Linked DNA regions of Mus musculus: all the other regions are linked to region 2. A link is a loop called in an ENCODE intact Hi-C map of the cell type or tissue named here. Cell type or tissue: gastrocnemius. All regions are shown on one strand. Each heading gives the region's core, and the rest is flanking DNA. Links, peaks and the distances in the headings are about the cores only.

Region 1 (10,917 bases), core at 1,465-9,464, 110 kb after region 2:
TCTTTACAAGGTCCATTAGGGCTGTTGAACCAGGCACACCGGCTTTCAAGGTATTCAGAACTATCTCAGCACAGTAAAAGTCCGGTGCCCCTCTACACTGATGCCGAAGCTTTCGTGGTTGGCTTTGGCCAGGGCAAACATAAAATTCTGCAGACCGAAGATTGGCTCTAGGTAGAACTGTCCCGAGCATCCAAACGTGCTCCCTATCCCGCTTGGGACACACTGTTTATCAGGTGGTGGTTTATGAAGGTTGGTATGGTCAGGGAGGTCCCAGGTAAGTGACTCTGCTACTAACTTACAAATATCAGGTGTGAGGTCAGGCCACCAGGTCCACAGGGGTTGAACTGCAGTGGTCGACCATACAATGTCCCCCTCCACATTAAGCACTTCCCAAGTTTGTTGAATTGGAGTATGAGGGTTGAAGTCTCTGTTCTGAGTCGCTCTTGTAATGCAAGTGCAACTTAAGAGGGTTATTAGTCTTTTCCAGAGTTCACTCATCACGATCAGTCTCAGGGGGAGCCCTCTTGACGTGTGAGGCATGAACCCAAGAGGGGACTCCTTCTACTTTAAGTGCAGTGGGTGTAGTCAATAGTACCAGGTAGGGTCCTTTCCACCGAGGCTTGAGGTTCCCCACTCGGTGCCTCCTCACCAGGATCGTGTCTCCCACTTCAAACTGATGTGGAACCTGTAAGTCACCAGCAGCGTAGGTTTCTTTCAACTGCTCCCAGGTTTCTTTCCTCATGACTTCAAGAACCTTCAGCTGGGCTAGGAGGCAAGATGAGGGAATGGAGGAAACATCAGGACAAGTTCTATTTTCTACAGTCACATAAATAGGCAGGGGCACCCCAAACATTAGTTCGAAAGGTGTTAGACCTGAGGCTCCGGGAGTGTTCCGGACCCGGAATAGGGCATAAGGGAGAAGGGCTGTCCAATCACTCCCGCCAGTCACCAAGGTCAATTTAGTCAAGGTCTCTTTTAGAGTCCTATTCATTCTTTCTACCTGTCCTGAACTCTGGGGTCTGTAAGCACAATGTAACTTCCAATTTATCCCCAGCTGTCTGGCCAGTCCCTGGCTTACCTGGGAGACAAAGGCAGGCCCATTGTCTGACCCAATTACCTTAGGTACCCTGAAACGGGGAAGGGTTTCTTCGAGTATCTTCTTAGTCACATTAGCCCTTTCTCTCTTGGTGGGGAATGCTTCAACCCACCCTGAAAAGATATCTACAAAAGCTAGAAGGTACTTATTTCCATATTGGGCTGGCTTGACCTGGGTAAAGTCAACCTCCCAGTAAGTCCCAGGCCTATCTCCTCGTAAGCGTCTTCTGCCATGGTGCTTGCTGGACCGGGCATTAGTGAGAGCACATGCTCTACAGTTCTTCACTAGGTCCTCTACTACCTTCTGTAGTCTAGGGATATGGTAAGGGGATCTATTGACTAGTTCTATCATCGCTTTTGGTCCCACGTGAGTGAGGCAGTGTATATTAGTCAAGTATTCTAGCCCCTCTTCTGTGAGGATCCTTCTTTCTGGGATCTTCTCAACCTGCTAGGGTGTGATTTTGACTACTAAAGTCATTGGCCCTTGTGCTGCCTCCTTGGCCACCTGGTCAGCCATCTGATTTCCTCTTCCTATTAGTCCAGCCCCCTTTTGATGTCCTGGGCAATGGATGATCGCCACCTTGCGGGGCAAGTGGACAGCTTCTAACAAGCTAAGAATCTCTTCTTTATTTTTAATGTCCTTCCCAGCAGAGGTCAATAGTCCATGTTGTCTGTAGATTGCCCCGTGAACATGAGCTGTTGCAAAAGCATACCAGCTGCCGGTATAAATATTGATAACCTTTCCCTTTGCTAGCCTTAAAGCTTGAATTAAGGCAGTAAGTTCTGCTTTTTGGGCTGATGTCCCTTCAGGCAGGCTGCTGGCCCATATAACAGATTTCCCGTCCACTACTGCTGCCCCAGCTCTGCACTTACCCTCTACCATGAAACTGCTTCCATTGGTGAGCCAGGCTACCGTTTCAGGCCAAGGTCGATTGGCTAGGTCTGGCTGAGTCCCAGTTTCCTCCGCCAGTATCTCCTCACACTGATGTACGGGGGTCTCGTCAGCTTCAGGCAGTAGGGTGGCAGGATTAAGAGTGGCAAGTGGAGCGAAAGTCACTTGATCAGTCAATAACAAGCTCTGGTAGTGGGTCATCTCAGCATTAGTCATCCAGCGGTCTGGTGGCTGCTGAATGATGCTCTCAAGGGAGTGCGGGGCCACCATAGTCACATTCTGGCCCATAGTTAGTTTATCAGCATCTTTCACCAGTACAGCCGTAGCTGCTATTGCCCAGAGGCAGGAGGGTCATCCGCTGGCCACAGGGTCCAGCTTCTTTGACAGATAGGCTACTAGGCACTTCCAGGGTCCTAGGGTTTGAGTGAGGACCCCACCTCAGGCTACTCCATTTCTCTCATCGATGTATAGGGTGAAAGGCTTGTTTAAATCAGGCAGTGCTAGGGCAGGGGCCTGTAGCAGTGCCTTTTTGAGAGTTTCAAAAGCCAATTGATATTCCTTAGCCCAAATGAACTTTCGTTTTTCTTTTGTTAAGGGGTATAATGGGGCTGCTAAAGTAGTGAACCCTGGGATCCAGAGTCTACAGAATCCCGTAGTCCCCAGGAATTCTCTTACCTGGTGAGGGGTGGTTGGGGTCAAGATCTGTGTCACTGTCCACTTCCTAGCTTCTGTGAGCCATCGTTGCCCATTCTTCAGGGTATATCCCAGGTAGGTCACCTCAGTCCGGCATAACTGTGCCTTCTTAGCCGAAGCCCGGTACCCCAACTCACCTAACTCGGCCAGAATTTTCTGAGTCCTGAGTTCACACTCTTCACGTGTTTCTGTGGCCACCAAAAGGTCATCTACATATTGTAAGAAAGTCACCTGGGGATTGTTGGCCTGAAAGGAGGCAAGATCTCGATGTAGAGCTTCATCAAACAAGGTGGGTGAATTCTTAAATCCCTGAGGCAGTCTCATCCATGTGAGCTGCCCGGATCTTCTGTTCTCTAGGTCTTGCCATTCAAAGGCAAACAAGGGCTGGCTGTTGGGGTGTAGTTTCAGGCAAAAGAAAGCGTCTTTAAGATCTAAGATTGTATACCAGGTTCGTTCGGGTGGCAGCGTGCTGAGCAGGTTGTAAGGATTGGGCACTGTTGGGTGGATATCTTGAACTCTTTTATTGACCTCTCTAAGGTCCTGTACAGGGCGATAGTCATTCGTCCCCAGTTTCTTTACCGGGAGTAGGGGGGTATTCCAAGGAGACTTACATGGGACTAGGGTCCCCTGTTGGAGCAGTCTGGTGATATGGGGGCGTATGCCCTCCTGCACTTCTCTGCCCATGGAGTACTGTCAGACCCCAATGGGAGTGGCCCCAGACTTAAGTTCAATTACCACGGGGGGGAACTAATCTGGCCATTCCCATTCCCCGTTTTGGCCCATGTCTGAGGAAATCGAGTAAGCCAGTCCTGTAGTCCCTCAGGGGTTTTCATTTCATTTTGATAAATCTGATACTCTTCTCCTAATTGTAAAGACAACACTAAGGTCTGAGGTGTCTCAATCCCCCAGGACAATTCTGGTCCAGAGGGGGCAAATGTTATTTGTGCCTTTAATTTGGTCAATAAGTCTCTTCCCAGTAAAGGCATAGGGCACTCCAGAATGACCAAAAAAATGAGTGAATTAGCTCTTTCCTAGGTCCACTGTCCGGGAAGTGGTCCATGGGTATGGTTTCTACCCCATGGCCCCAATCACTAGCATCTTTTTGTTTTTTTTCTTACCCAAAGGTGTTTTGAGTACTGAATATTCTGCACCCGTATTGACCAAGAAACTTATAGGGGTCCCCTTCACTTTTAATGTTATCCTAGGCTCGGGGAGGGGAGCTGAGCTCTGTCTCCTCTAGTCTTCATCATCTTCAAGGGACAGTACTTTTGCTCCCTGTGTCTTCTTGGGGCACTCGAGAGCCCAGTGACCTTTGTCTTTGCAGTGTGCACATTGATCTTTTTCCAGGGGTGGTCTATCTCTTCTGGGTCTCCTTGGCCCCTGCCGTTTCTCATCTCCCAGGTCCCCTGACTGCCTAGTCCTGTCTCTTTTATCTCTATCTACTACTGTGGCCAGTATTCGAGTCAAGAGTCTTTTCCTGTCTCTCCTGTCTTCATCCTCTCTCTTCTCTCTCTTTTCTCTTTCTTGTTTCTCATCCTCTGTCTCTCTCTTATGATATACTTTCTCAGCCTCTTTAACCACATCCCTTATAGTATAATCTTGTAATCCCTCAACCCGTTGCAATTTCCTTTTGATGTCGGGGGCTGACTGTCTGATAAAAGCCATAATTTCAGAAGCTCGCTGCCCTTCAGACATAGGGTCAAAAGGGATGTACCTTCTGTAAGCCTCCATGAGTCATTCAAGAAAGACTGAGGGGGAGTCAGTCGTCCCCTGTATAACCTCTCTTACCTTAGCCAAATTTGTGGGCCTTTGTATGGCACCTCTGAGACCCGCCACTAGAGCCCGCCGGTAATTAGATAACTGTTCCCTACCTCATGCCGTGTTATGATCCCACTGAGGGTGGGTCAAGAGGAATCCTTCATCTATCTCGGCCGGGGTCTGGACAGGGTGTCGGCATCATCCCGGACATTCTTCTGAGCTTTGAGAATTCTCTTTCTCTTCTCAGTGGTGAACAAGGTCTGTAAAAGCTGTTGACAGTCATCCCAAGTAGGCTGATGAGAGTACATCAGGAACTCTATCAAGCCTGTAAGCCCTGCAGGGTTTTCTGAAAAGTGAGGGTGATTAATCTTCCAGTTATAAAGATCAGAGGAAGAAAAGGGCCAATAATGTAAAAGTTGTAAGTCATTCTGATCGGCTGGGGGTGGCCCAACAGCCCTAAGGGGAAGTGCTACAGTGGAGTCGGCCGGTCCTTCAGGGGTGGCTCCCCATCAGCTCCTCGTCCCTGTTGAGGGACCTCCTCTTCCTCCGGTCCCAGGGACCAGGGCCAGAAGAGGGGATGGAGGAGCAGAGGGTTGGGATACAGGTTGGGGAGCTCGAGGATAAGGTGAGGGCAGAGGAATAGGCCACTCAGGGGGTTCTTCTATTTCAGGGTAGATCTTAGAGGTGGGTGCCGGTGGAGTGCTGTGCTCGCCATCTTCTTTAGGCTGTGGCTTCGGCTTCGGCTTCTCTTCACAGCACTCTCTTGGACAGGCAGGATCCTGGAGCCGGGACAATGGGGTAGGAGGAATGGTCGGACCCACTGGGGTGGGGATTGTGCCAAATCCTCCCACACTGTGATGTATGGCTGTTGGTCTGGGTGTGATCCCGATCCTTCCTGAAAAAACAACAGTCCTCACGGCCCTGGTTGGGGGGTAAATCAAAAGTTCCCTTGGGCGGCCAGCGTACCCCAAAGGCAGGCCATTCTGAGGTACAGAAAGTCTACCAGGTTTTCTTCTTAACTATTACTGATAAATTTTGTCCTCTCGCCCTAATGTCCGCCCAATGGTCCTCAGTTAAAGACAAAGGGGTTGACACAGTCTGTCCCATGACAAAAATCAGAAAAAACAAGAACAAAACAAGGACAAAAGACACTAGCACATCCAAACACACTTGCCCGCATCTGGACTTAAACAACCAGCCAAACGCGACCTCTGACGGGGTGGGATTCCGCTTCCACTCATTTCCCAGTAGAAGGAGTACTCAGTCTCCTTTGTTCTGAAAGATAACAGTCAGGCTCTCCTGACTTCCTTCCACCCTTGGCCAGGTTTGCAGCCTGCAGCCCTAGGACGTCTCCTTCCGCAGCCACTGGGTCCTCATGGCCCACAGCGGCAGCTGCCAGAAAACTGAAACCAGACACAAACCCAGTGGCACTGCACTCAGACAACATGTAAGACTCACACAGACATACCTCCAAGGGGGTCTTCGGGGTTCCTGGGTGTCACGCAAATCCCGAACGAGCCCCCACATGAAAGACCCCTGTGGGGAGACCCCCACTCAAGACTCGGGATGGCGCTCACTCAAGGAAACATGAAAAACCAGACCATCTTGATGCAAACACATGAGGTAGTTTAATGACGGAGCTCCAGGCCAACATGTGTCTCACACAAGAGACAGAGGAATTGACCCCGAGGCTCAAAAATTAGGGGTTTATATAGAAAAAAAGTCGGGGGATAGGGGAAATTGGCGCGGTTACACAATTGGACAGTTTAAACATCAGCAAGCAGTACATGCAGGTCGAGACAACAGCAACTCTAAAGGGAGGGTGCTTATCTTTATGGGCAGAGCATCTGGTTAAACTCAAACTATATCAGAAGGAGACCAGACCAGGTGGCCCATTACTTAACTGGGCTTGTCTGGAGATTGTCCTTGCATGCCTCTCTTATGTTTATGGCCAGTTAGTTCCTGGAATGACTTAACAGCCTTTGTGCTGGCCTGTCTGGTCATGCCCAGGCCTGTTCTGCTATGCTCTCTGCCTTAGGTCTGTAAACCTTCTGACTAGTCATGAGCCGTATGAATCATGGGCCTTGAATTTAATTTTCTTTCTTTCAAAATCAAAATATTTTATTCAGTGATCTCACATTCTAAATCCAGTCCCCTCAGCAGTTTACACAGGTGAAAATGATTAGCAGTCAAAGAGATGACCATCCTTTTTCTGAGATAAACCAATCCTTTGAAATCACAACATAGGCTGACTTGGTATGGTAGCATAGAGCTCCAGGCCCCACCCTGCACCAGCTTGCCCGGAAACACCAAGGGACTCAGGATAAGGCCACAAAGAGCCAAGTACAAATCTCAGGAGTCTCAAAGAGCATTCAAATGGTCATATGGCATCATTATTTGAGGGATCTTTTTCTTTGAGGAGTCTAGACTGCGTCACTCAGGAAGAGAGCCACTGAATACTTTGTTAAACTGAGAAAATTGCTAACTGGAGAGAGGCAGAAGGGTCGGGGACTCAAGGTCATCCTTGACACAGCAAATTTGAGGCCAGCCTAGACTATGTGGGACCCTGTCTGAAAAGAAAAAAAGTTTCTGAGTGTTAAGGAGTCAATCAATATTTCATTCAAAAGAAAAATAAACCAAAACCCCCAAAATATTTCATTCAACAAGTCTGAAAGACTTGAAATTAGGAAATAACTTTCAAAAGAAAGGTTTTTGTTTTTTGTTGTTTTAGGGAAAGGGATAGTTAGGCAGGGTCTCAGGGTCCCAAACTTGTGGCCCTCCTCCTTCCCCTGATTATCAAGTGCTAGAATTTATAGGTGTGCTCATCTAGCTCAAAAGAAAGCCCTATGGATCTAGGGCTGGTGAGATGCTCAGTGGGTAAGAGCACCCAACTGTTCTTCCGAAGGTCCAGAGTTCAAATCCCAGCAACCACATGGTGGCTCACAACCATCTGTAACAAGATCTGACTCCCTCTTCTGGAGTGTCTGAAGAGCTACAGTGTACTTACATATAATAAATAAATCTTAAAAAAAAAAAAGCCCTATGGATCTAAAAATATTGGACAAATGTGTTAGAAAATGTCAGTACAGCCCTAGAGTTGTACACAAGTGCCTAAGGGACTACTGGCCTAAAGAATCTTCCATAAAATTCGTGCACTTAAGAAACAAATAGGGGCGGGGATGTAACTAATTTGGTGGAGGTCTTGCCTAGCATGTACGAAGCCCAGACACATTAGATGAAATTGGGTATGGTGGTATATGCAGGTAATCCCAGCACTTGGGGTGGTGTAGGTTAGTATGATCAGAAGTTTGGATTCTGATTCTTAGAACTATGTGAATTGCTCTTGTACACCTAGTCATAGAACTAGATTGGTAAAACAGTAATTCTTATGATATAGCATTTATTGAAGGACCTGACACAGCAAAGAGTTTTTATGCTCTAACTAAACTATTTGACCTATGGACCAGAGGTACAACTTAGTCAGTGCTCTTTCCTACTAGGCAGGAGGTCCTGAGTTTGGTCCAAAGTACTGCCAAAACAATGTAACTAAGACCAACCCATTTCTTGTAGATTTAATGTTTCTCTTATTTTTTGTTTTTGTTGTTGGGGGTCTCAGTGTCTGTCTCTCTCTGTCTCTCTCTCTCTCTCTGTGTGTGTGTGTGTGTGTGTGTGTGTGTGTGTGTGTGTGTATAAAAGTGCTTGCCATGAAAGCCAGACACCTGAATTCAATCTCTGAATCCCAAAGTAAACAAGTGAGCAGACTCCTAAATTGTCCTCTGATGGCCACATATGTGCTGTGACACAGATGCTCCCATAATTTCCTCAGGTACATACTATTAAAAATAAAAACTCAAATTCATAGTCAGGCAGTGGTGGCACAGGCCTTTAATTCTAGCACTTGGGAGGCAGAGGCAAGCAAATCTCTGAGTTTGAGGCTAGCCTGGTCTACAGAGGGGTTCCAGAGCAGACAAGGCTACACAGAGAACCCTGTCTTAACAACAACCACAACAAAACTCGGTACATAGTTCTTCATTTGCAATACCAAAGTGTGAAAAGCTCTTAAAACTAAGATCATCCATTAAGTTTGGCAACAAACTTATTTCCCCTCCCCCCAATCTGTCTTAACTGACCTAAAACTCAGTTGTCACAACATTCTCTATAATGGCTCTCCCAAGTCTGAAAGTCTTTGCTGTTTTGTTTTTCTGTAACTATTAAAGTATTAAACAATGAATCAAAGATAGAGAGGTGCAAGGACTGAAGTGAGGGCTCATCCACTAAGAGAGCTGGCCAGTATTCCAGAGGACCCAGGTTCAGGTCATCTATCTCAGCACCCACACACCTAACTAACTTAATACCCACACAGTAGCTCCACCTTAAACTCCAATTCCAAAGGATCTGATGCCCTCTTCTGGACTCAGAAGGCACTTCATACATGTAGTGCACAGTGCAGGCAAAACACCACTTACTAAAAAAAAAAACAAAGAAAACAAAAAAAGGAAGGGCTTGAGAAATGGCTTTGTTATAAAGCACTTGCTATGCAAGCATGAGAAACTGAGCTCAGATCTCCAGCACCTATAAAGGTGTACAAAGGTAGGTGCTGTACACCTGCTATCCTAATGTTGGATGGTGGAGATAGGAGGATTACCTGGCCAACCAATTTAGTCAAATTGGCAAGCTCTAGTGTAGTGGCTATTCCTGGAAGGCTCACCTTTGATCCTAATCTGGAAGGTACAAGTTTCTGACCTAGATCTTGGCACGGAGATCTTGGGGCACAGTGGCTATGAATCCCAGATTAAGACAGGGAGATCTCTGAGTTCAAGATCATCTGGACCTTGGCACACACCTTAAATCTGGGCCATACCATCTGCTGGAACCTACATAAGGACATTGGAAGAAGGAAGATTTACTCTCTCTTCTTCTCCTGCTTGCCTTGTGGGACTGAAAAACTGCTAGATCCTTGGACTTCCATTCACAGCTACTGCTGACCATTGTTGGGGAGTTGGACTGAGACTGTAAGTCATCAACAAATTCCCTTACTATATAGAGACTACCCATAAGTTCTGTGACTCTAGAGAACCCTAACTAATACATCTAGGTTCAGTCAAAGATTATTTCAAAACCTAAAGTGGAAAGCAATTGAGGAAGACATCTAATTTCTACCTCTGGCTTCTGTACATACACATCCCTTGTCTCTTACTCACACACACACACACAATTTTTTTTTTAAATTAAATGTTATATTTGGCTGTAGGTACATTACTTCAGGCCCCCTGCTGGGATGTCAAGAAACATGGCATGCCATACACTCGTTTATGCTCTTTCAGAACATATGAAAAGCTCTTAATTTCAAAAGTTATCCAGCTTCCATATTTCTGGTTTACAGATTATAAACCTTTCCTCAGAGAGAAGCCAGGTCTGGTGGCACAGGCCCGAAGTTCTACCTACTTTAGAGGGTAAGGCAGGGTTCCAAATTCAAGATCTGCATGGGTTATGGAGTGAGTTTTAGGCTAGCCTAGGCAACTTAATGAGACCTTGTGTCAAAGTAAGATATAAAAAGGGACTGGGCTAGAAGCTCCAAGAGGTTAAGATACCAGCCTCTTACCTTTGCTACTATTCTAGTTATTTCTTGGCTTTTCAGAAAACAGATTACTTCACACATCATTTTTGTCTCATATATTCTCTTGTGGTTGTTGTCTTTAGTTGTTGAGATAGCGTTTCTCTGTGTAGCCTGGCTGTCCTGGATCTCACTCTGTAGTCCAGGATGGTCTTAAACTCAATCATGCACCACCATGCCCAGCTGTCTCATACATTCTTAACATATTTGTATCTAACAGCCTACTCGTTAGAATATATTTTTCAATCAACTATCAGTTTAAAAAAAAAATCTGGTCCCTGGTAATGCAGGTGTGTAGTACCCCAGCCATGTTACAAGCTGAGGAAGGAGAGTTGCAAAGTCAAGGCCAGTCTAAGCAACCTCTTCTCAATCTCAAAAAGCAAAAACTGAAAGAGTAGCCAGGATTCCAGCTAAGCAGTTCAGCATTTATGCAAGAGGCTCTAGGCTCAGTCCTTAAATAGGTAACTATTGTCTTATTTAGAGGACAGAACTATAGTGTACAAAAATAAGGAATCTGAAAGGTCTACAAAGAGAAGGCACAGCAAAGACCCAGAGACAAGAAGTATGTCAGCTGGGTTTAACTTTATTTTAAAGAAACAGGATTTTATTATCTTGCCTAGATTAGCCTTGGAGCCTGGACTCAAACAACCCAGCCTCAGCTTGTCAGTAACCAAGACAACAGATAAAACCCCTGGCTTTTGGGAACTTATTTTTTTCCTTCCTGAAAACGAATATGGAAATAATCAAAATAACTACTTCAAAAAATGCTGTAGAGGTTAAGTTTACTGGCCACAAATTTTAGGACATGTACAGTAGACTCTTCTGAAAATGCCAAATTTCCTAAGTGCATAAAGACATTTTATAC
Region 2 (10,917 bases), core at 908-8,907:
AATTAATATCTCTTATTAGCATAATATATAGGCCAGGTGTAGTGGCTCATACCTATAATCCCAGTATTTGGGAGGATAAACAACGGCTATGAGTTTGAGGTTAACCTGAGCTATGTAGTAAGTTCCAGGCCAGCCTGGGCTACAGAATAAGGCCATGTCTAAGTTAACTGTGGAGGACACAGTTGAGCTCCATGGAGTCAGCTTTCTCCTCCCAGCTTGTGAAGTGAGTACTACTTGCTGAGCTGTCTCACTGCTTTAAAGGTTGTTTCTTGAGGCTGGAGAGATGCTCAGCAGCTGAAAGCCCTGGCTGCTCTTCCTGAGCATCCCCCACTACAGCACCCACATGGCAGCTCACAGCCATCTCTAATTACAGTGCCAGGAGATCTGATACCCTCCTCTTGTGGCCTGCACAGGCACCAGCTGCACACATGGTATACAGGCAAACACTTATACACATAAAATGATAACAAAGTTGTTTCTCCTTGAGCTGGAGGTCGCACTATCTGTAACCTCTGCACGTGACAGGTGGACATAAGAGGACTAAGGCATCCTCGGCTATATGACAAGTTTAAAGCCCATCCAAAACTCAAAGCAAGCCACGCTCTTCAGCAAACAGCTCACTCTGCTCCAAATCTGCTTTATTTCCTGTGAGAACCATTACAGTATTTGGATTGCTTGCTTATGTTAAGTATTCTTTGCTCAAATAGTCGGAAGCATTTTTTGTAACAGACACGGTAAGTACACTCAGCTGCAAGATCGTCACAAAATCAGCTCTGAACTGCTCCTGTACTGTGGATCCCAAATCTGCAACTTGATTTTTTTTTGGTGACTGACTTCAATTATTCAACATCAATTGTATGAGGGTAACCAGCCATACATTCCCCGTCAGAACTGGTGAATCAACAGGCTGTGAGGATGGCTCAGAGGCTAAAAGTACTTAGTGCCTGGCAGAGGTGTTTGGTTCTAAGCACCCATGTGGTGGCTCACAACCATCTGTAACTCCAGTTCCAGTAGCTCCAACACCCTTTCCTGACCACCATGGGCACCAGGCACACACGCAGTGTATGTAAAAGTGATAACCAAGGAAGATTTTCCTACTCTCATAGTGATAATTGCATGGAGGTTGGCAAGGTACACGCCTTTATTCCCAGCACTTGGAAGGCAATGGCAGGTGGATCTCTGTGAGTTGTAGGGTAGCCTGGTCTCTACAGTGAGTTCTGAGAAAGTCAGGGATACACAGTGAGACCCTGTATCAAAATACAAACAAACAAACAACAAACAAACAAGAATGCAGGGGTAGTTCTGACACTCTGGTCCTGTTCCCCAATTGGTTCTTGATCTGTCTGTAAAGAAGCCACGGGCCAATCGCTGGGTAGAAGGGATAGGTGTAACGTCTGGGTCCCTGGAGGCAAGCAGACAGATGCACGGGAGGAGAGGGGTTTCCAGTGCTTCTGGTGAAAAGCTGACCAGCCATAGGCTGCTCCTACTGGCAGGGGGTCAGGGGTGTTTAGGTGGGAGGTGCGGAGCTAGGCACATTGCTAAGAGCATGAGCAGGAGTTTAATAATGCCCAGCAATTATGCTAAGAAGGCAAATTGAAAGTGAACAACCTGTGTGTGTGTGTGTGTGTGTGCGCGCGCGCGCGCGCATGTGCGCCTTTTATCCATGGATTCAAGGGAAGCTGTAGGTGGGAGCTGGTAGCATGGCCTGCTCCTGGCTCAGGGTAGCAAGAATAACTGTATGGTTCAGATGCCTCATTGTCCCTGGGGAATTGCTGGTGGCTTTGAGATTTTCCAGGCAGGAGAAAAGAGTTTAGCTAAGGAAGAGAATGAACTCACTGGGACAAAAGGTGGTTGCCAAGGCTCCCGTGGAAAGGTGAGCCACGAGGAAATGCAGACTGCTAGGCACTAGCAGAGGCAGTAGCCTATTCTACACACATTCAGCTCATTCTTGTGTGTATGCCTCGCTGTGGTTCTCATACGTGTGCCACTCTATCCAAGACTCCAGCTGCCCTGTTCCTCACCACCAATATCTGACCTATCTGCTGCTGTCCTGAGAAGGCCAACCATTTGAGTAAAGTTCCTCCATTTCCACCCCCATTTCAAATTTGTCCTCTATCTTCCCATGCTCTGACCACGCAAGGAAAAAGAAGGCTCTGCTCTTCCTCTGTAATTCTGAGACAAAAACAGTCAGGGTCTGCTAGAATCTCTTGGGCTCTACTGTCTATTCAACTGCACATGAAGTCTTCAAAACACACAAAGTATGAAACTGTTAGAGAGAGTAGTAAGATACTCATTAGTTTATTCAATTGACAGACAATGCCAAATGCAAATCTGAAACACACTCAGAAAAACTTAAAAGTCTAGAATATCATTCCCAGACCCATTGAATTCATAGACCCATTGACTAGTTTTATTTCTTGATACTAATTAAGGCTGAGTAGCTAGCATGAGAAAGAAACCACTAGCAACAACTTTAAGTACATCTACCATGAATTACTCTATTTCTTTACTATTCAGTACCAAGCACACCCTACAACCATCTTGTCATAATATTTTAAGGTATTTTAATACCAGCCTGAGCCAGTTCCACATTGAAGGCCCGCAGTGCAGAAGCAGACCTTTGACACTCTGCAGGGAACAGTAAGGAACACAAGTAGCTTTCATAATCTCGTTTCCTACAACAAACAGAAACAAAGAAAAAAAGGTAGTTAGTCTTTACTTTCCAAACTGCACACACATACTGACAAAACCCAACCAGAAACAGTGAAGCCTTGGATCACAGGGGGCCTCAGTAATTAAGCTATATAGCTATTTCTCTATCAAAAATGTATCTGCTTCTCACCCCAAACACGTTAAAAAGGAAATAGTTATTATTTTATTTTCATTTACAAAGTACTTGTCATTGCTTCAGAACATTTTGCTTTTAGTAAGAACTGAAATGAGCTACAGAAGAAGAAAGGAAACCTGGGTGTGCTGACACATGCAATAATCCCAGCATTTCAGAAGTAACGGTAGGAGTGTCAGGAGTTTGAGGCTAGCCTAGGCCACATGAAACTGTCTCAAAATAACAATGAAGAAAGGCTGTGGGGGTAGATATAAGGAAAATATGTTTAATTAGTTTTTTATTACATAGAAAGACATAGAAATAAGATATATAAACCAGCAGGGTGGTGGAGCAGGCCTGTAACCCCAGTACTCAGAAGGCAAAGGTAGACTACAGAGTTAGCTCTAGGACAGCTAGCACTGTTTTACACACACACACACACACACACACACACACACACCCTATCTCAACAAACAAACAAAAACAATGTGTGTCTGTGTTTTTGCATTTGCTAAAAGAACCTAGAAGCACAAATAACCCACTCAGCCCTGGCGTCAAAAATAAAACCAGCCGGGTGTGGTGACGCACGCCTTTAATCCCAGCACTTGGGAGGCAGAGGCAGACAGATTTCTCAGTTCGAGGCCAGCCTGATCTACAAAGTGAGTTCCAGGACAGCCAGGGCTATGCAGAGAAACCCTGTCTCGGAAAAAAAAAAAAATACACCACCAAAAAACAAAACAAACAAACAAACAAAAAAACACAATTACCTAAATATGGACATTGGTTCCTAAGAACTCCAGGCACTCTTGAAAGAGTGATGTCCCAAGCTGGGGCCAGAGAAAATATAAAACAAGCTAATGACATCTTAAACATAAAGCAAAGATTCAAAGAATGGAAAGACTGATTGTCAAAAGAATACCAGAAACAAGTTTGGCAAAAGTCTACAGAAATTTGAGTATCCAGAGAATGGGTATGGTGCATACTCAGGCGTCTACAGCAAGAGACGGCGAGTCCACAATTTCATGATTTCAAGGGCAGCTTTTGAAAACATGTGAGAAGCTGTCTAGGACTATGATGGCTATCATATAGCTCAGTGGGGCAGATCTTGTCTAGCATCGCCAGGCTGTGAGCTCAGCCTCCAGCACCATAAAGAAAACAGCAACCAAACATGGCAGGTTGACAGCCAAAGCTTGTAAACTCAGTACTTGGTCAGAGTCAGGGGAACCTGAAACTCTTGGCAAACACAGAAGCAATTGCATTTCTCAGATTTGCTTCCCTAATCAGATCCAAGGTGATTTAGTTATTTTAGTTACACTCTAAAGCCCTTCAAAGCAGGCATTTGGCTGTGTACTTAAGAGCTGTTCTTCCAGAGGTGTGATTCCCAACATCACATTGGTTCACAACTGTTCCAGAAAATCTGATCGGTGGCACTAGGCATGCACACAGTTCATACACACAAGCAAAGCACGCATACACGTGAAATAAAAATAACACACAATAAAAACAACAAAACAAAACAAAAAAGACCCGACACTTGAGAGGCAGAGACCAGAAGGAGTTCCAGGCCAGCCTGGTCTACAGGGTCAACCACAGCTACATAAAAACCCTGTCTCAAAACAAACAAAAACCATACCGGATAACTGCTGTTAGCAGGGAGGGCAAAATGCAGGGGCGGTGTGGGTGGATGTAATTAAGCCATAGATTATTCATAGGGCTCAATTCCCATCAGGCCCAACCCCCACACATGTCTACAGAGGAAATCCCAGATGTCTTTCCTGACACCAGGTGAACAAAACACAAGTCATGAGGCTGTTCTTGTAAATCTCTGGCAAATCCCTTGTTCCCTTGAAATTATTAAACTTCATCTTAAAAATTGTATTTATTTTTATGTGTATGAGTGTTTGCGTACACATATGTCTATACACTGCTTACCTGGTGCTCAAGAAGGCCAGAAGAGAGCATTAGATCTCGTGTCGGGGCTGGGAATCAAACCTGAGCCTGTTCTCTTAACCGCTAACCCATTTCTCCAGCTCTTAATGCTCTAACTCTTAAACTCCCTTGATGGGAATCACAACTTGAAAGGAGAATTAAATAAGCTGCTTTGGACTTTACTTTTGTAAACAAAATTTTAGCTTTGAGGTTGCTTTGTAGTTAAATCTAAACCTCTGGCCAGTACCTCCTAAGAAGATGCGTCAAAAGTGAGTGTGCCAACTTTTGTGAGATGTGTTTATCCAAAGCACGCTGGGCAAGCACCCTACCAATGGACCTAAAAATGCGCAGGCCCCGTGAATTACTTTTAATAGTGCAGCACACAGAGCCCAAAGCCAGTTAACGGTGTTAAAGTCACTAGCTGTCCATGAATAAAAAGTGCTATGCATGCAAAGGTTGTAGGGTCCATTAACGTTAGGGTTCAGGCAGAGGATGTGCTGAGCCACGTGAACAGGCCTGCGGTCTCCTTCTCCAAGCACGGGCACAGAGCCCAGCAGAACGCAGGACCCGGAGGACGCAGCCCCAGGCTCGGGGTTCAGCGCTCTGCGTTCCACAGGCTCTGGGCTCTCGGGGATGTCCCCCGGGCGCGGCCACTCACCTCAGCAGCTCCAGGCAGTAGAGGTGGGAACCGGGGATGCCTGGCCCGCTGGCCGCCGCCACGCTGCGCCGGACCGCCGAGGGCCCCGGCAGGCGCCGCACACGTTCCCACGCATCCCGAGGCGGCTGGCGATGGAACAGGTTAGCCAAACCGAATGGCCTTGGGCCGCGGACAGAACCCAGCATGGAGGTCGCCATGACACCCGCTTCGGGTGCCCTCCGACCCTGAGGCCACGCCCCCCGGAAAGTGGCCACGCCCCCGGCAGATCTCTGCAACTCCGCAAAGGAAGGACGCCACTCAGACCAGAGCCAGGTGTCGCTATAATCCTGCACATTGGTGACTTGGTTGTCCTCTCCAGCGTCCACTCCCACAGAACCCCAGAACGCCAAAAGGGATGGGTGCCTGCTTTTTAAAGAAGCGACTGACGTTACATCCTGTCACCCCAGAGACCCCCATCCTCTCTTGATCCTCTTCAAGGGCGCTATTGACACTTGTAACCGCACTGCTGGAAGCTTGTTGTACCTGAATGCCCACTATTCACCCACACACATTCCCAGAGACCTCCCAGCATAGCCCTGAACAGGTACACTGATTAGCCACTCTACCTCCAAGAGAAAAACACAAAGATGCTTGAGAGATGCACCAGGTTATGCCTCCATTATCAACCACTAAGGATAAAGGGGAAGGAGAGGAAGGGGGAGAGAGACAGAGACAAAATTTAATTTCTTTCCTTTTGCTTTCTTTTCCTTTTCCTTTTCTTTTTGTTTGTTTTTTGTTTCTTTTGTTTTTCGAGACAGGGTTCCTCTGTGTAGCCCTGGCTGACCTGGAACTCACTTTGTAGACCAGGCTGGCCTCGAACTCAAAATCCGCATGCCTCTGCCTCCTGAGTGCTGGGATTAAAGGCGAGCGCCACCACGCCCGGCTCCTTTTTCTTTTTTAACAGTAACAATATATCATTTGCTGTTAGTTGTCTCTCACAACACTCTAAAAGCCCAAGAGCATGGAGTCATTTGTTTCCTGCTTTAACCCATTGACAGTCCCTCGATGTTGTAAAATCTGACTTGCCTCTGTCATCTGTAACGCCAGCACTAAGAAGGCTGAGACAGGAAGTGTTGAGTGTTCAAAGTCAGCCTACACTACACAGTGAGGTTGAAGCAAGACAAAAAGAGGAAGTTGTGAACCTGAGATAGAAAAGTAGCCTCTCAGCCAGGAATCAGGCCAAAGCCTTTTGCCTGTGGAGAATTTAGAATTCCAGTATAAGGCTAGAGAGATGGGTCAGTCAGTAAAATGGTAAGATAGTACCAGATGAGGTGAAGGAGCTCAGAAGACAAAAAGGAGGCTCAGAGGGGCAGGAGACAAAAGAGGGTAATGGGAGGCAAATGTTGAAATACATTATGTACATGCCATAATGTGCTAATTTAAATACTTAAATACAACAGTTTAAAATACAATAAAATGATACTATACTACAAATGATATGTTGTTACCAACTATTATTAATTGAATAGTCTATAGGTATAGTGGCATGCACATATAATGCCAGCATTTGAGAGTTAGGGGGAAAAAGATAAAGAATTCAAAGGATAGATGGGGAGATGGATCAGTGGTTAAGAACAATTGTTTGTACTCTAATGAAGGAGAGAAAGAGAGGGTGTAGACTTAGCGGGGAAGTGGGGGTGATCTCCAAGGAGGTAGGGGAGAGGAAACCACAACCAGAATATATTGTATGAAAAACCACTTTCAATTTTAAAAAAAGAAAAAAGAGCACTTTCAGAGGAGCCTAGCTATGTCAGCTCCCAGCATACACATCAGGTGGTTCACAACCACCTGTAATTCCAGCTCCAAGGAGGACCTTTTGCAAACTCTGGAATTTTGGTTTCTTTAAAAAAACAGAGAAATATTACACGGATGTACTTTTGTTTACATCCCAGATGTAAGGATGTGGGGCTGACACAGCAGCTGACTATGGTTTGCCTCGTGCTCTAGCAGAGTACGGTTTTGCCAGCTGCAAATAGTTTCTGTGATTGTGTGACCTTTGGTATTCTGGGAACCCTTCTGAGGGTATATAAGTGTTAAGCCCAGAGAGGCAAGGGGGAATGGTTGTTTGTTGCAGTAAATCTTTAATCTCAATCAAGGGTTTCTACCTCACCTTAGCTCATTCAGTTCCCAGATAAAAGACACAAAACTTCAATATTTATAATAAGTCTTTAAAGCACTAGAGCTTAGCAGATATCCACCCTCTATGCTGTTAGTATCTACTCCTCTGTCAATAACCCTAAGATAATACCTGCCATATTCCGACTAGGCTGCTCTTACTAGGAGTGGCCAGCCCTCATGACCAGTTTTCATGATCCCTTTTCCCATGGCGTTTTCTCCTTCACCTTCTGTCTCCCAACTCTCAGATCTCCAGCCTAGGAACCAAAACCCTGCCTACCTCTTTTCTGCTCAACTATAGGCCTTAGGCATCTTTATCCAACCAATAGTTTTAAATTAAGGATCAGGGTTAAATAGCATCACTTGGTGTATGTGAGGATTTCCTTGTCCCTGAGGGCAACCAGACTTGGGGGCCAGTATTTAGCATTACAATACACAGCATGAGACCAAACCTCAACAGCGCTTGGTCATCAGGGAGGTTGGTTGTGGTTTGTTAGTAGCTGAAGTCAAAGAAGAAACAAAAGGAAAGAAATTAGATCCAGGGATACATCTCTCTCTCTCTCTCTCTCTCTCTCTCTCTCTCTCTCTCTTCTCTCTCTCCTCTATTCTTCTTTCTCTCCTACCTAGTGTTAGGAGGAGAAAGTGTGTGTATGTGTGTGTGTATGTGTGTGTGTGTGTGTGTGTGTGTGTGTGTGTATGTGTGTGTGTGTATGTGTGTGTGTGTGTGTGTGTGTGTATGTGTGTGTGTGTGTGGGGGGGTGATAAAGGGTGGGAAAAGGAAGAATCCACAAAGCCCAGCTACAGAGGAGACCCACCCCGTGGCTTCCACGGTACCCACACATACACCAAGGAGGCATCCTCTGCTATAGTGAGTTTGGGGGCCCCCGGGGGAATGCCTGCATAAAAAAAAGAAAAAGTGGGGGGAAAGGAGGCACTGTGAATACATGATACTATGTTCTTAGTCAATTCTCTGCCGTCTTTGAACACTGAGTACACTTTCATTTAGACTATCATCAAAACAGAAAGCTCATTGCCTCTACAAAAGCACTGTTAATGACCACGTTAGCACTTTTTATTAAGTTGGCCTTAAGCCAAATCAGTTTCCCACCATGGCGGATTTAGTTTATTACTCTAGGGTAGTGACTGTCATTGACCTGGGTTGTATACAAAACATAATGGTACATTTCCCCAAACTCCAGCCTAATCTTCATTGCTCTTTGGTTGACTAATGACTACATTGTAAAGAGTTATGCCTTGTTGTTCCAAATATCATCACACCTCTGATTTTTCCATAGCCTTTGTTAAGAGCTTGTCATTTCTCATGCCGAGAATCCGGCCAACTTGTCACAAGAGCTCCATTCTCTATTTGCATTTTTTTAAATACTTATTTATTTGATTATTTTATTTATATGAGTGCACATAATATTTACATGGATGCCTGCTTGACAGAAGAGGGCATTGGATCCCATTGCAGATGGTTGTGAGCCACCATGTGTTGCTGGGAATTGAACTCAGGACCTCTGGAAGAGCAGCCAGTGCTCTTAATCACTGAGCCATCTCTCCAGTCCTGTTTTAGTTTTTTTGTTGCTGGTGTTTCTTTTTTGTTTTGTTTTTTTTTTTTTTTTAGTTCTGATATTGGGTTCCTCGTTAGAACCCTCTTTCTAGCAAAACAACAACAACAAAACAAAAACAAAAACAGTGTGTGTGCCTGTGTGTCCATATCTGTGTCTGTGTCTGCTTCCACCATGTGGATAGAGTCCAGGATTTTAGGCTTGGTAACCACGGTCTTTTCACACTGAGCTGTGGAGAGCCATGCAGCAAGCAATCGCGTGCGTGCCGTGAGCAATCGCCATTATAAGATGGCACTGGCTTCCACTGCGCCTAATTAGTAAATAAGCCTTATGCGCAAGTGCAAGAGTGAACTCACACCTAGTCACTGCCCATCTCGTGGCGTAGTAATGGGGTGATGGGCGAGCAACGAATCAGGAGCTGTCACGCCACATCAGGTGCTGAAACGTCACGCTGCGGGCTATAAAAGCAGCGCCATTTTCCCGGTTCGGGGTCTTCCCTCCTGATAAGTAAGCAAAAAAAGCTTTGCCTCAGAAGATTCCGGTTGTCCTGAATGTGTTCTTGCCGGCGGGGACAAAAGCTCGGGATACTGAGCCATCTTGACAATGCCTACCCCCTTTAAAGATCTATTTCTTTTTCATGAATATATGATTATATGTCATGTGCATGGAGGCCACAGAGGCCAAAAGAGAACATCAGATCACAAGGAGCTGGAGGTCAGGCAGTCAGCCACCCAACGTGGGTGCAGCAAACTGAACACATCCAATAGATAGGCAGCAAGTGCTCTTAACCACTGAGCCATCCGTCCAGCTTCATTGCTTTACATGTTATTGTTGTAGTTATTCATCCACAAAGCCCAACAGAATGGATTTCCTCACTAAGGAATCAGTGGTGGTTCTCACGTCTAATCACAGCACTTGAGTGGTAGAAGTGGGGGTCGGGAGTTCAAGGTCATTCTCAGCTGTCTATTGAATTAGAGGCCTGCAGCCACTATGTAAGGCCCTGTCTCAACTCCCTCCCTATCCTATGCCCCCCCCCCCAAAAAAAGAAAAGAAAAACACAGGTAACTGCATAAAAAATGTCATACTACAACCTGTAATTCAAAAAATTACTGTTCATACTTTGATGCTTTCCTTTTTTATGCATAGACTTGGTTTTATATATCGCCTGTTCAGTGTTACTTGACTAATCTAATGTCATCACGTACATTTTTACACTATTATTTTGTTCCTGTCAAAATCAAGCATCTACTGTCTATTATACACTAGCTCAACAGCTAGGATGTCAGGATTATAAACATGCTCTGTGTCTTCCTCCCCCTGGTCTACTGAGAAAGAGTTTTACCATGTAGCCTGGACCTCAGCATGTAGACCAGCTGCCCTCAAACTCATAGATATCTGTAAGTTGCCTCTGCCTCCCAGGTATCTCTTTTTAATTAGCTTTAGTTGTTGTGCCTGGACACAGAGGATTTTTGTCATCTGCTAAAAACCAATTCAAATACTAATACTAATAAAACAAAACTCTGAGCAAGTGAAAATTATCACACATAAATAATTATAAAACATGGCAACTGCTATTGTATTAATAAGAATATATATGGGGGCTAGTGAGATGGCTCAGTGGGTAAGAGCACCCGACTGCTCTTCCAAAGGTACAGAGTTCAAATCCCAGCAACCACATGGTGGCTCACAACCATCCGTAATGAGATCTGACTCCCTCTTCTGGAGTGTCTGAAGACAGCTACAGTGTACTTACATATAATAAATAAATAAATCTAAAAAAA
Region 3 (10,917 bases), core at 1,082-9,081, 48 kb before region 2:
TGTTGACAGTAAGTGTTTGCTGTCAGAAAGAGAGTCAGTTTTCTCTAAAGGTATGGCTCCTGGCAAGTCATCTCCTGGATGGCCCCACATCCATGCATACATGGGCAGCACAAATCAAACTGGATGGGTTATGAGGGGTGGGGGGAGGGAGAGGGAGAGAGGGAGAGAGGGAGAGAACCTTGTGACTCATGCTTTTAATTCCAGTATTCCGAAGACTGAGACTATGGCTGTAAGTTCAAGGCCAGTTAAATTTACATAAAAAGTGTCAGACCAGCCAGGACTATGTGAGACCTGTCTCAAAAAAAAAAAGTTTGTGAAGTTGGAAGGGGGTGGGGTTAGGGTTGGGGGTAGACCTAGAAAAAGCTAGGGGGAAGAGTGGGGGCATACATGTGTGTATGAAGTTTTAAAATATATAAAAGCATTATAAATCTAAGAATGGACTGTGTTGATTCCTGGAGAGGTTTCTTTTTGTTGTTGTTAATATTTATTTTTTTACACGAGTACACTGTTGCTGTCTTCAGACACACCAGAAGAGGGCAACGGATCCCATTACAGATGGTTGTGAGTCCCCATTGTGGTTGCTGGGAATTGAACTCAGGATCTCTGGAAGTTAACCAATTAATCAGTTAACCAGTGTTCTTAACTGCTGAGCCATCTCTCCAGGCCCTGGAGAAGTTTTATTAGCAGGTGTGCATAAAATTGCTCACACAAAGAATGAGTTAATTAACAAAGCGTTGGTATCTCTGACCTTACACAGAATAGTTCAGAAGTACCCAGCATCCCCCTTCAGCCAATGCTCCAGCTTGCCTCTTCCTGCCCCATCTTCACTGGTTTTCTAATCCTACTCCTTCCTGCTTCTGCTCTCTTCCTACCACAGCGATAATAGCTCAGGTGACCTATGGTAATCACATTCCTGTCGGTGCTGCCTGAGTGTTTTTGGCTTGGCTGTAGCTCCATGGTCAGATCTGAGGAACTTCAGCCTTCCTGTTCTTGTCTCTCTGCTTAGTCAAGCCAGGCTAGCTCACAGGTTTCACTTCCAAGTATAGCACCAGAGAGAACTATAACCATTTCTTTCCAGAAATAGTTGATATATGGTGGGACATTAGATTACCCTTCCCAAGGGAATTATATTTAATAACTTTAAAATGATGATGAGTTAGACATGGTAGTGAAAAAATCTAGTGGGGAAACCCCCACTCAACTCCCGATTCATCGTGCACCCAAGAATCACAAACAGATGACCGTCTTGATGTAAAAGCACGAGGTAGTTTAATGGCAAAGCTCCTGGTCAAAAGGTATCTCACACAGGAGACAGTGGATTCGACCACGAGGCTTGGAAGCTAGGGGTTTTTATAGAAAAGGGGCTGGGGCTGGGGCTGGGGCTGGGGCTGGGGCTGGGGCTGGGGCTGGGGGAGGAATTGGCACGGTTTTACATGATTGGTTCATTTAAACATCAGCAGAGAGGAATTGGCATGGTTTCACATGATTGGTCCATTTAAACATCAGCAGCCTGTACATGCAGATAACATTTAACTTAGGTCAGAAGGGTGGGAGATAGGGAGGCACTGGGCCAGTCCGGCATGTCATTCTCTTTATCTTTATGGCCAAGCAGCTTCGGGAATGTCTTAACGACCAGCCTACCCTGGCATGTCCTGGCCTGTTCTGCTATGTTCTCAGCCCCAGGTTTCAAAGCTCACAAACAACTCTTTGGGCTATTTGACATAAATTACATGAATCACAGGTCTCAAATTTTATTTTCTTTCAGTAGCTTGTGTATATAATCCCAGAACTTGGTAGGTTGAAGCAGAAGGATAGCTGAGGCTAGACCAGGCTACATAGTGAGGTTAGGCCAGCCTGTGTTACACAGTAACAAAGATAGATAGACAGACAGATAGATAGATAGATAGATAGATAGATAGATAGATAGATAGATAGATAGATTTAAACAGAGGGAGAAAAGGAAGGAGGAAGAGGAGGAAATTGAAGAAGAAAAAAGATAACTGGGTTTGTGGCTCATCCCATAATACCAGTAATGTGGAGGCTGAGGCAGTAGGGTTGTTGAGGCCAGACTAGATTATATAAAAAGGGTCTGGGCTATGGGCATGAAAAACTCTCTCAAGAAAGAGGGGAGCTGGGCATGGTAGTGTAAGACTCTGATGAGCCTTAGGTTACTGGGAACACCTGAGTGAACCACATGTAGCCGGAATCAATACAAAAAGCAAGAGGAACTTACTGGTCCAATGCATTGGGGTCGTCCTGCACTGAAGGTGAAGTGACAACCACACACAGCTCCTTCATTGAGCTTTTTATACAGTTTTCAGTGCAGCAGCATTAGGCACAATGTGATTGGCAGAACAGTGTGACTTCTAAAACTGATTAGTCTTTAGGGAATGAAGTGGCAAGGACTTCCCTTGTCTGAAGGTGGGCAAGGGTCCATCCTTTGGAATGTGTCCCCACCCGCAGGTTGTTCCTCTCCCAGGTCTGAGGAATGTTAATTAGCCTCTCCCTTCTGGAGGAGCAAGTGTTCCATGACCTTCCAAAGTTCCTGAGCTGACCTTTTCAGTAGCACATGCCTTCAATCCCAGCATGCACTGGGGAGGCAGAAGCAAGTGGATCTATGTGAATTCTAGGTCAGCCAGGGATATGTTATACAGAGAAACCCTGTCTTAGAAAAAGAAAAAAAGAAAGGAAGGAAGGAAGGAAGGAAGGAAGGAAGGAAGGAAGGAAAGAAGGAAGGAAGGGAGGGAAATGCTGGGTGGTGGTGACTCACAGCTTTAATCTCAACATTCCTATGCATTTCTGAGTCTGAGGCCACCCTGGTCTACAGAGCAAGTTCCAGGACAGCCAGGGTGACAGAGAAACCCTGTCTTGAAAAAATAAAACAAACAAAAAGCAAGTGGAGGAAGGAATGGGTATATAAAGAAGAGAAGACCCATGTTGAAACACAACTTCAGATTATCTGTAGGTAGAGCAGAACAGTCCATGAAAAAAACTAGGAGGTTAGGGGACACAGGTCAATGCTGGCCTAGCAAGAACCTGTAGGTTCTACCCCTCAGCACCAAACAGACAAATCATGGAAACAAAAGGCCTCACAGAGGCAAGACACGCACCAGAAAGCCCAGTCTCCCCTCTTTCCTTTCCTGATTCTATTACTTAGCACCTCATTCTCTCAACACTTCTGATTGGCCCAGACCACCTTCCCAGGAAGTCTTTGGGAAGGCGTATCTTTTCCACAACCTTCTTTAGTAAGGTTCAACCTCCAGTCTAGCCCACCGCCCACCAAAGGTAGTAGAAAAGAAAGGTTATTAGGATACGAGGGAAGTGGACCTGTTTAGAAATAGTTCTTTGAGGAGATTCCAGTCTTCGTTGTTTTCATTCCAGTCACACCAAACACACCAAACACAAATCAGCCACTGCTGTCCTCCACAGACACCACACACAAATCCGCAAGAGCAATTCAATTCAGACAAAACCACACGGCTCCCCAACTGAACGAGTGGCAAGAAGCCGCAGGAATCTAAGGAGAAGTTCTTTGGTGAGTTTTTCTCTATGAAGTCACCACAGGCGAAGCTCAGCAACAAAGTATAAGGCAAACCCATACATGCCTGTCATCAACAAAGACTGTGGAGGAGCAAAGCGAATCAGTGCTCCCGTTCCCACTGTCTGGGCTCATATTTATAGTCTCTCTAAACATAACGCATCCTTTCACCTGTGTCTGCTTCAGGAAAACGGTCTTTCACATGTCTGCTTTAGCAACACATTCTTCCACTGGTCTGCCCCAGCAAAACAGCATTATAACCTGAGTCTCCAAAGAAACCAGAAATGTCCACTTTACCTTTGAGTGCTGTGACTGTTTGTTGTCTGTCTACCTTCTCTTCTCCAGCAACCTCCACTGCTTGTCAGCCTTCCTTCCTTCATGTGGTATTTGGAATTTTCTCCATTTACACGGATTGTACATGGGGGTTGGTCACTCCAACCTCCAATAGTGGGATACCGCTCGCCTGTTGGAAAGGCAAAGCCACCTCACACCAGAAGTGGCTCAGAAACAAACCCATGACGTGTGTTTACTATATCAGAGTCAATGAAACGTAATCTGGAACAATCTGGTGCCACATTGGGAGGGCACAATGCTTCTTCCTAGGGTTGCTGGAAGAAAAGTCCCAGGCCTGGGTCTTAGACCTTCTCGGTGAAAAAGGCATATGCAGCTGGGGCATGGGCCTTCCGATTATAAAGGGTGAGCGCAGAATTCGCAGCGGGGAGAGGAATGCGTAGGTCTGTCAGTGGTTGATGTACAGTCTCCGCTAAAAATTCACCTTGCTCAGCCAAAATTTAGCTGGGTCTTTAAATATTTCTCCTGTGCAGCTGTCATGATGTGGAACTCTTGACAGTAGAGGGCGCTGGGGAGACAGTGCGGAAGGAAGGGTTCTGCTTTCTGGTTCTGGTATGTTCTGTGCCAGCGCAGCTTCTTTTGCAGTGCCCAGCTCTTGCGACACCCACGGCTCTTCTGGCTCCTGGCTGTTTCTGTTTCATCAGATTAACGGGCACCTCCCCCGCTACCTTTAGAAAGACACTTCTCCACGAACAACTTGGGAATATCAGGGACTGTACCTCATATATGAGGGACTGCCTCGTGGCAGCAACTTCTGTCAGTCATAAAACACAGCTGTGCTCTGTACCACACTATCAAGATTTCATTCCAGGTTGGGGGACTGAGGTGGCAGAGTTTTTCCTCCCTCGAGTACTCTGCCTCAGCCCTAAGTGTTCTCCATATCTGAATTATTTAGAATCATCTCTACTCAGATTTGAGCCATAAAGGCAAAAGACATAATCCTAAATATCATAATCCAAAATGTTAATATGAAAGTCCAATATCCTTAAGTCTAAGATAACAAGACAATTAAATTCCTAAAATTACACTTCTGGGGAAAAATTCAAATTTATTTTAAAAGACTTATTTACATTTTAAGAAGAGATTTATTTGAGAAATGTAAAAATGCAATAGACTATTTTATAAGTCATGTCACACAGGAAAAAATAGTATAACACACACACATTCATGGAGAGAGCGAGTATGTACAATAACATACAGGTGTACTAAAGAGAATTCCATGGTTATAATGGTTGTGAGCAGATGAGCCATATTCATACATTGTTCAAAATGCAAAATTACAAAACACACAGACCTTAGAAGAGCTGAAGCTCAGGGTTTTCCTCAGTTCTGTAACGTGTTCAAGTCCAGCCTGGACTATCAACATGTCAGCGGATGTGGGGTGCAGGGTTCGGGGGAGCGGAGAGATGGCTCAACCGTTATGAGTACTGGCTGCTCTTCAGAGGTCCTAGCTTCAGTTCCCAGCAACACATGGCAGCCCACAACTGTGTGCAACACCGATCCCAGTGACCTGACACCCTTTTCTGGCTCCACAGACACCAGGCACACACATGATGCACAGACATATACACAGGCAAAACACTCAGGCCCATAAAATAAATTTTAAAAAAAAATGCAAGGATGGGAGTGGTGGCACATACTTTAATCGCAGCCCTTGGGAGGTTAAAGCAGGAACATCTTTATGAGTTCAAGGCCAGCCTGGTCCTACTTGGGGAGTTCCAGGCCAGACAATGCTATAAAGTGAAACCCCCATTTCATAAAACAAACAAAAAATGCAAAATGTATATGTACATTTCTCTTGATTAATAATTTTGTGCATCTTTATAAATGTGGTTGATGAGCAATTAGCATGTTTTGTAAGATAAATAAAGCTCACTAGGGAGCATGGATATTGCTCAGTATTAGGTAGGGCACATGCCTAGCACATGGGCAGTGTTCTGTTCAATCCCCAGCACCACAAGAAAGCACACACACACACACACACACACACACACACACACACACACACATGCACGCACACACACACAACACACACACATGCACACACACACATATATACATACACACACACAACACACACACAACACACACATGCACATGCACACACAATTCGTCATACCACATACACACTGTTTATGCAGTTACTCAAAAAGCCAAGAAACATTATCTTTCCCAAGTGCAGATGTACAAAAAATAATCTCTTTGTCTAAAAGGAAATTTTGACATTTGTTTGTTGGTTTGGTTTGTTTTTGAGGCAGAGTTTCTCTGTTAGCTCTGCTTGTCCTCCAACTTGCCTTGAAGAGCAGGCTAGCCTGGAACTTGGAGATTTGTCTGTCTCTACCCTTGGAGTGTTGGGGACTAAAGGCATGAGCCACCATGCCCCTGCTGAGGTTTTAAGATTTTTACCATTAAATCAACTACAACAATGCTTCTTTGCCGCAGACCCTCTGGGTCCCTTTGTCTGCATGGAATGGGTCTCTGGGTGCAGATGGGCAAGGAGTTGGAGGGAATGACAGACCAACACACAAGATTGTGTAGAATCTGAGTGTAATTTGTCAAATTGAGCATCAAACTTTTTATACAGAAGAAAATAGGGAAGTTAGGTGACACATCGGCAAGGTACAAATGAGGTTACTGGATGCGGATGCTTAATGACTCTTACACAAAACAAAGGAATGAAAACGCAAAGGCTGGCAGGAACTGGGCAATAAAATAACTGAGACAAAGTCAGCCCTATCTAAGGTCAGCTATAGTCTTAGATGCCAAGTGTGAGGTCTTTACACTCCTAGAGCAAGGGCTTTCACACTCAAGTCATGGTTCTAATTAGGAAGTTCCATTCTAGCTAACCATCTCATGAATAATGCAATACTCTAAAACCACAGCCCCATCTACTTCCTAAACCATTGTAAATTCCTGTATATGGGAGCAACTTGGCTTTTATTCTAAGTGATAGTGTAATACCAGAGGCAATTCTGAATGTCACTGAACAGGCAACATTCTTACTGAATTCCAAGCCCATGGTCAGCTCAAGGACTTTCTAGGACGTTGGAACACTGGTGAAGGCTTAGCTATATCAGAATTCAATCTTAAAAGGCACTTATAATAAGATAATACTTGAAGAGAGCACGTGGATCCATACACCAGACTAACGTGGGGATAGGGTATGCGTATACGGGTTAATGAGAACGCCAAGGTTCCAGGAGGTGAGTGTCTGTGAAACTCTTTGCCTCGTGAGTGCTCCCAGGCTTCTCAGTCTGTCAAACAGACTTCACTGGAGTGTGCGTGCGTGGCATTTCTTCACAGAACTGGTTTTGCATCCAGAGGCTAGACATATTTAATCTCAGCAGAAGCAAGTAGATCTCTGTGGGTTCAAGGCCAGCCTGATCTACATAGTGAATTCCAGGACAGCCAAGAAAACATAGAGAGACCATGTCTAATTCAGCCCTGAACACATACACACCTACCACCACCCCCCCAACCCCCGCCACACACACAAAATAACAGAAAAAAAAAATAGGGCATCTAATATCTGAGAAGACCTGAAGAGGAAATATGTAACATAGTGAGCTGCAAAAAGTGAAGTTGAAGGTTTAATACTATGTGGGAGAAACTAAGACAAGAAATAAAGCTTAAAAGAAAGTTTAGCATATTAAAAAGTGTATTGTTGCTGGGCAGTGGTGGCCCACACCTTTAATCCCAGAATTTGGGAGGCAGAGACAGGCAGATTTCTGAGTTCGAGTTCGAGGCCAGCCTGGTTTACAAAGTGAGTTCCAGGACAGCCAGGACTATACAGAGAAACCCTGTCTCAAAAAAAAAAAGAAAAAGAAAAAGAAAAAGAAAAAAAGAAAAGAAAAAAAAGTGTATTGTTGTTGTAGCCTTTAATCCAAGCACTTGGGAGACAGAGACAGGTGGATTTCTGAGTTCTAGGCCAGCCTGATCTACAGAGTGAGTTTCAGGCAGCCAGGGCTATACAGAGAAAGCATGTCTTTTTTTTTTTTTTTAATGTACATAACACATATTTTATGTATTACAGAATTTATCTACATAAGTGAGATACATTTTTGATCAGTGAATCAGAATTCAAAGTCCAGAAACAAAGGAAAATTCAATGAACAGTTGATTTTACATACAAAACTCAAAACAATCTAATTTTTCTAACTTTTATTAAATATACTAATACACATTTATTTATTAACCTGAGAAAGCATGTCTTGAAAAACCAAAAAATCAAGTGTGTTGTGGGGATGGGCTGTAGGCAGCCACCTGGAGGTACTTCTGTAGCAGTGGGCAACTATCGTTACATTTTATAAAAGTCTTGCATCCAGATGAATATCTGCTTTTTTTTTTTCTTTTTTGGGGGGTTAGTGGGGTTTGGCTCTCAGGAGGAGAAAAATCATCAGTTGTCTTCTAGATGGTAGTAATTGTTTTTTCCCCACACTTTTTTTTTTTTTTTCCAGACAGGGTTTCTGAGTATAGTCCTGGTTGTCCTGGAACTCACTTTGTAGACCAGGCTGGCCTCGAACTCAGAAATCCACCTGCCTCTGCTTCCCGAGTGCTGGGATTAAAGGCGTGCGCCACCACGCCCTGCCCCAAACTTATTTTTATGCCTATGAGTGTTTGCCTACACGTATGCACATGTACAATATGCCTCAGAAGCCAAAAGCAGTCATCATATTCCCCTGGGACTGGAGAACAGATGATTGTGACCAATGTGGGTTCTGGGAACCAAATACCAAGTCCTCTGCAAGAGCAGCCAGTGCTCTAACTGCAGGGCCATCCCCCAGCCTCATACTGCTTGTTTTAATTTTTTTTTTCTATGATTTGATATTCACTCCTACTTTTTCCATCTTCTACATCACACATGCACATTTTTCTTTTTTTGAATAGACTAAAGTCCATCCTGCATGTATTCACACACAGACCGCACAGTTGACAGAAAAATGGCCGGTGACTAAACTGCAGTAGTTGTCCATCTTGTTGCTCCTCACATCATTATTTTGGAACCAGTTAACATTTCTGGCTTCGTCACACAAACACACTGTAAGTGCCTTAAAAACTTGAAGGGATGTCAATGCAGATAATAAATACACTGAAGTTTCATTCCTGCCATAGTGAGCAGCTAATCCCTTCCCCCCATCCCTTCCCCCAACCCCCCCCCCCGCCCCCACCACCGCCCCAGACTTACTGCCCTTTTATGCAGCAGTTTTCCCACCATGGGAATTTCCGGTTGAGGTCTAGATTTAGGTTTTAGGATTTGAATCTCTTGACTGTGACTTCCTGGAGTTCGAGCTCCAGGGACGACCTGGGAGATTTCAATATTAAAGATTACAGTGATTGGGGTTGTAGTGCTGGGGAGTTCCCTGCTGGTAAGCCTTTATTCCAATCACTCATAGAAGCAAAGCATTTTTTAGGCTTTTTTTTTTTTTTCCTGATCAAATATGTGTATAGCTTTTTTTGTCTTGCTGGAAGTAAGACTTCCATGACTGGAATGTCTGAGTTTGGATCTGGCTGGATCAAAAGCTGCCTCTAGCCAGAGCTGGAGGTTCTTGCCTGGCATCTCAGCACTGGGAAAACTGAGGCAGGAGAATCAAGAATTTGAATCTGTGTAACAAGGGCCTATCTCAAGGGTTTTGTTGAACATTTTAAATTTGATTTATGTATTTTGTGTGTTGACATGTGGAGGTCAGAGGACGACTTTCAGGATGGTTTTCTTCTACCACGTGGTAGGACTTGGGGATGAACACCAGGCTTAGCATCAGATACCTTTCCTACTGAGCCATCTCGCCCGCCCAATCTCAAAAATTTTAAACTCTCCCTCCCCCTCCCCCTCCCCCTCCCCCTCCCCCTCCCCCTCTCCCTCTCCCTCTCCCTCTCCCTCTTCCTCTCCCCCCCTCCACCTCACAGGATCTTGCAATTACACAATCTTTTTTCTTTACCTGACTTATTTCAGTTGCATTTTTCTCTCTCTGGCAAATTTAAGACTGGCACTCGTACAAGGTACAAAAGAGGAACAACCAAGGGAACATAAAATGCTTACCAAATGCCCGGTCAGAAGGCAATATGAAACCACACATATTCATCACAGTGAAATGTTCAACTTTACAGCCAACTCAAATTATTTGACTTCAATCTCACCAGCACCATGTTAGGGCCAGAAGAACAAAAGTTACAAGGAGACAAAAGTCTTAGTTCTTCGTGGCAGCCTGAAGAACGATGCAGCAACTCAGTGTTCAAAATGAAATTAAACTAAGGGTGGTGGTGTGTGCCTTTCATCTCTGTGCTTGACTTCTAGGTCGGCCTGGTCTGCACAGCACATTCCAGACCAGTCAGAGCCTGTCTCAGAGAGAGAGAGAGAGAGAGAGAGAGACAGACAGACAGACAGACAGACAGACAGACAGTCAGAGACAGAGACAGAGACAGAGACAGAGAGACAGAGAGGATTTAACTGCCGTGTTCAGTTGTGAGTACCTTGTCATAGAGATGGTGGGGACAAGGAGTGACAGTCACTGCTTAGAATACTATGGAAGAGATTATTGCATAATTGTACTGGGTATGAATTGCAACTAAATGACCCCATAAAGTCCATTCGAAATCTAAGATTCTAGTAAGCCCCAGCTGAAAGAAAAACAGACAGAGGCAATGCTCTGCATTGTGTCATCAGGAACTCTGGGTACTGCCAGATGTCATTAGATGCAAAGAACATGGACCAAGTCACTAGATAGTGAAGTTTAAATACAGACATATTTCCCCATTGAGAACACAATGTATTTTGTGAAAAGCAGCGAAGCAATTACTGTAAATAAAATTATTCCAAAAAAGAAGCATATTAGACACTTCGGCTTTCACTCGACTAAAGCACATTTACCTGACTCAGAATGGCATTGCTTAAACAAGCCAGCAAATGAAAAGTGCCCTAAGACCTGGCTTACCCTAAGGATGGAGCATGAAGCAGGGAGGCAGCCAACCCTGATTCTAATCCTGTCTTTATAGTAACCTTGAGGCAAGCGAGGAGGGTGGAGGGGAGAAGA

Evidence for each region. Peaks named below come from ENCODE experiments on the same cell type or tissue, not always from the same donor. Only the 100,000 strongest peaks of a DNase experiment are listed, where the experiment ranks them.
Region 1: a loop joins it to region 2, with 3 times the contacts of the local background. A loop is called at or near these places in 4 of 42 quality-filtered maps.
Region 3: a loop joins it to region 2, with 2.3 times the contacts of the local background. A loop is called at or near these places in 6 of 42 quality-filtered maps.

Annotation. Positions count from the first base shown.
Region 1 is chr4:11,177,910-11,188,826 of GRCm38, forward strand. It overlaps A630034I12Rik (a long non-coding RNA gene), which reads right to left. Exons shown (of 3, transcript XR_001784240.1): 2 at 1,969-5,333; 3 at 1-765. Among named protein-coding and RNA genes, the nearest start is that of A630034I12Rik, 7.9 kb to the right of the region's middle. In gastrocnemius, for the core only: a CTCF peak has its summit at 8,851 (motif pointing left); DNase peaks (open chromatin) are centred at 5,239 and 5,953.
Region 2 is chr4:11,070,569-11,081,485 of GRCm38, forward strand. Ndufaf6 (NADH:ubiquinone oxidoreductase complex assembly factor 6) reads right to left here and starts at 5,637. Exons shown (of 9, transcript NM_001085493.2): 1 at 5,412-5,637; 2 at 2,576-2,675. The coding sequence starts at 5,608. In gastrocnemius, for the core only: a CTCF peak has its summit at 5,717; a DNase peak (open chromatin) is centred at 5,656; H3K4me3 peaks cover 2,412 bases; H3K27ac peaks cover 2,789 bases.
Region 3 is chr4:11,022,036-11,032,952 of GRCm38, forward strand. Gm46843 (a long non-coding RNA gene) reads right to left here and starts at 4,665. Exons shown (of 2, transcript XR_001784238.1): 1 at 3,836-4,665. Gm35429 (a long non-coding RNA gene) reads right to left here. Exons shown (of 3, transcript XR_390394.2): 3 at 9,761-10,222. In gastrocnemius, for the core only: a CTCF peak has its summit at 4,390 (motif pointing right); a DNase peak (open chromatin) is centred at 4,405; H3K4me3 peaks cover 812 bases; H3K27ac peaks cover 965 bases.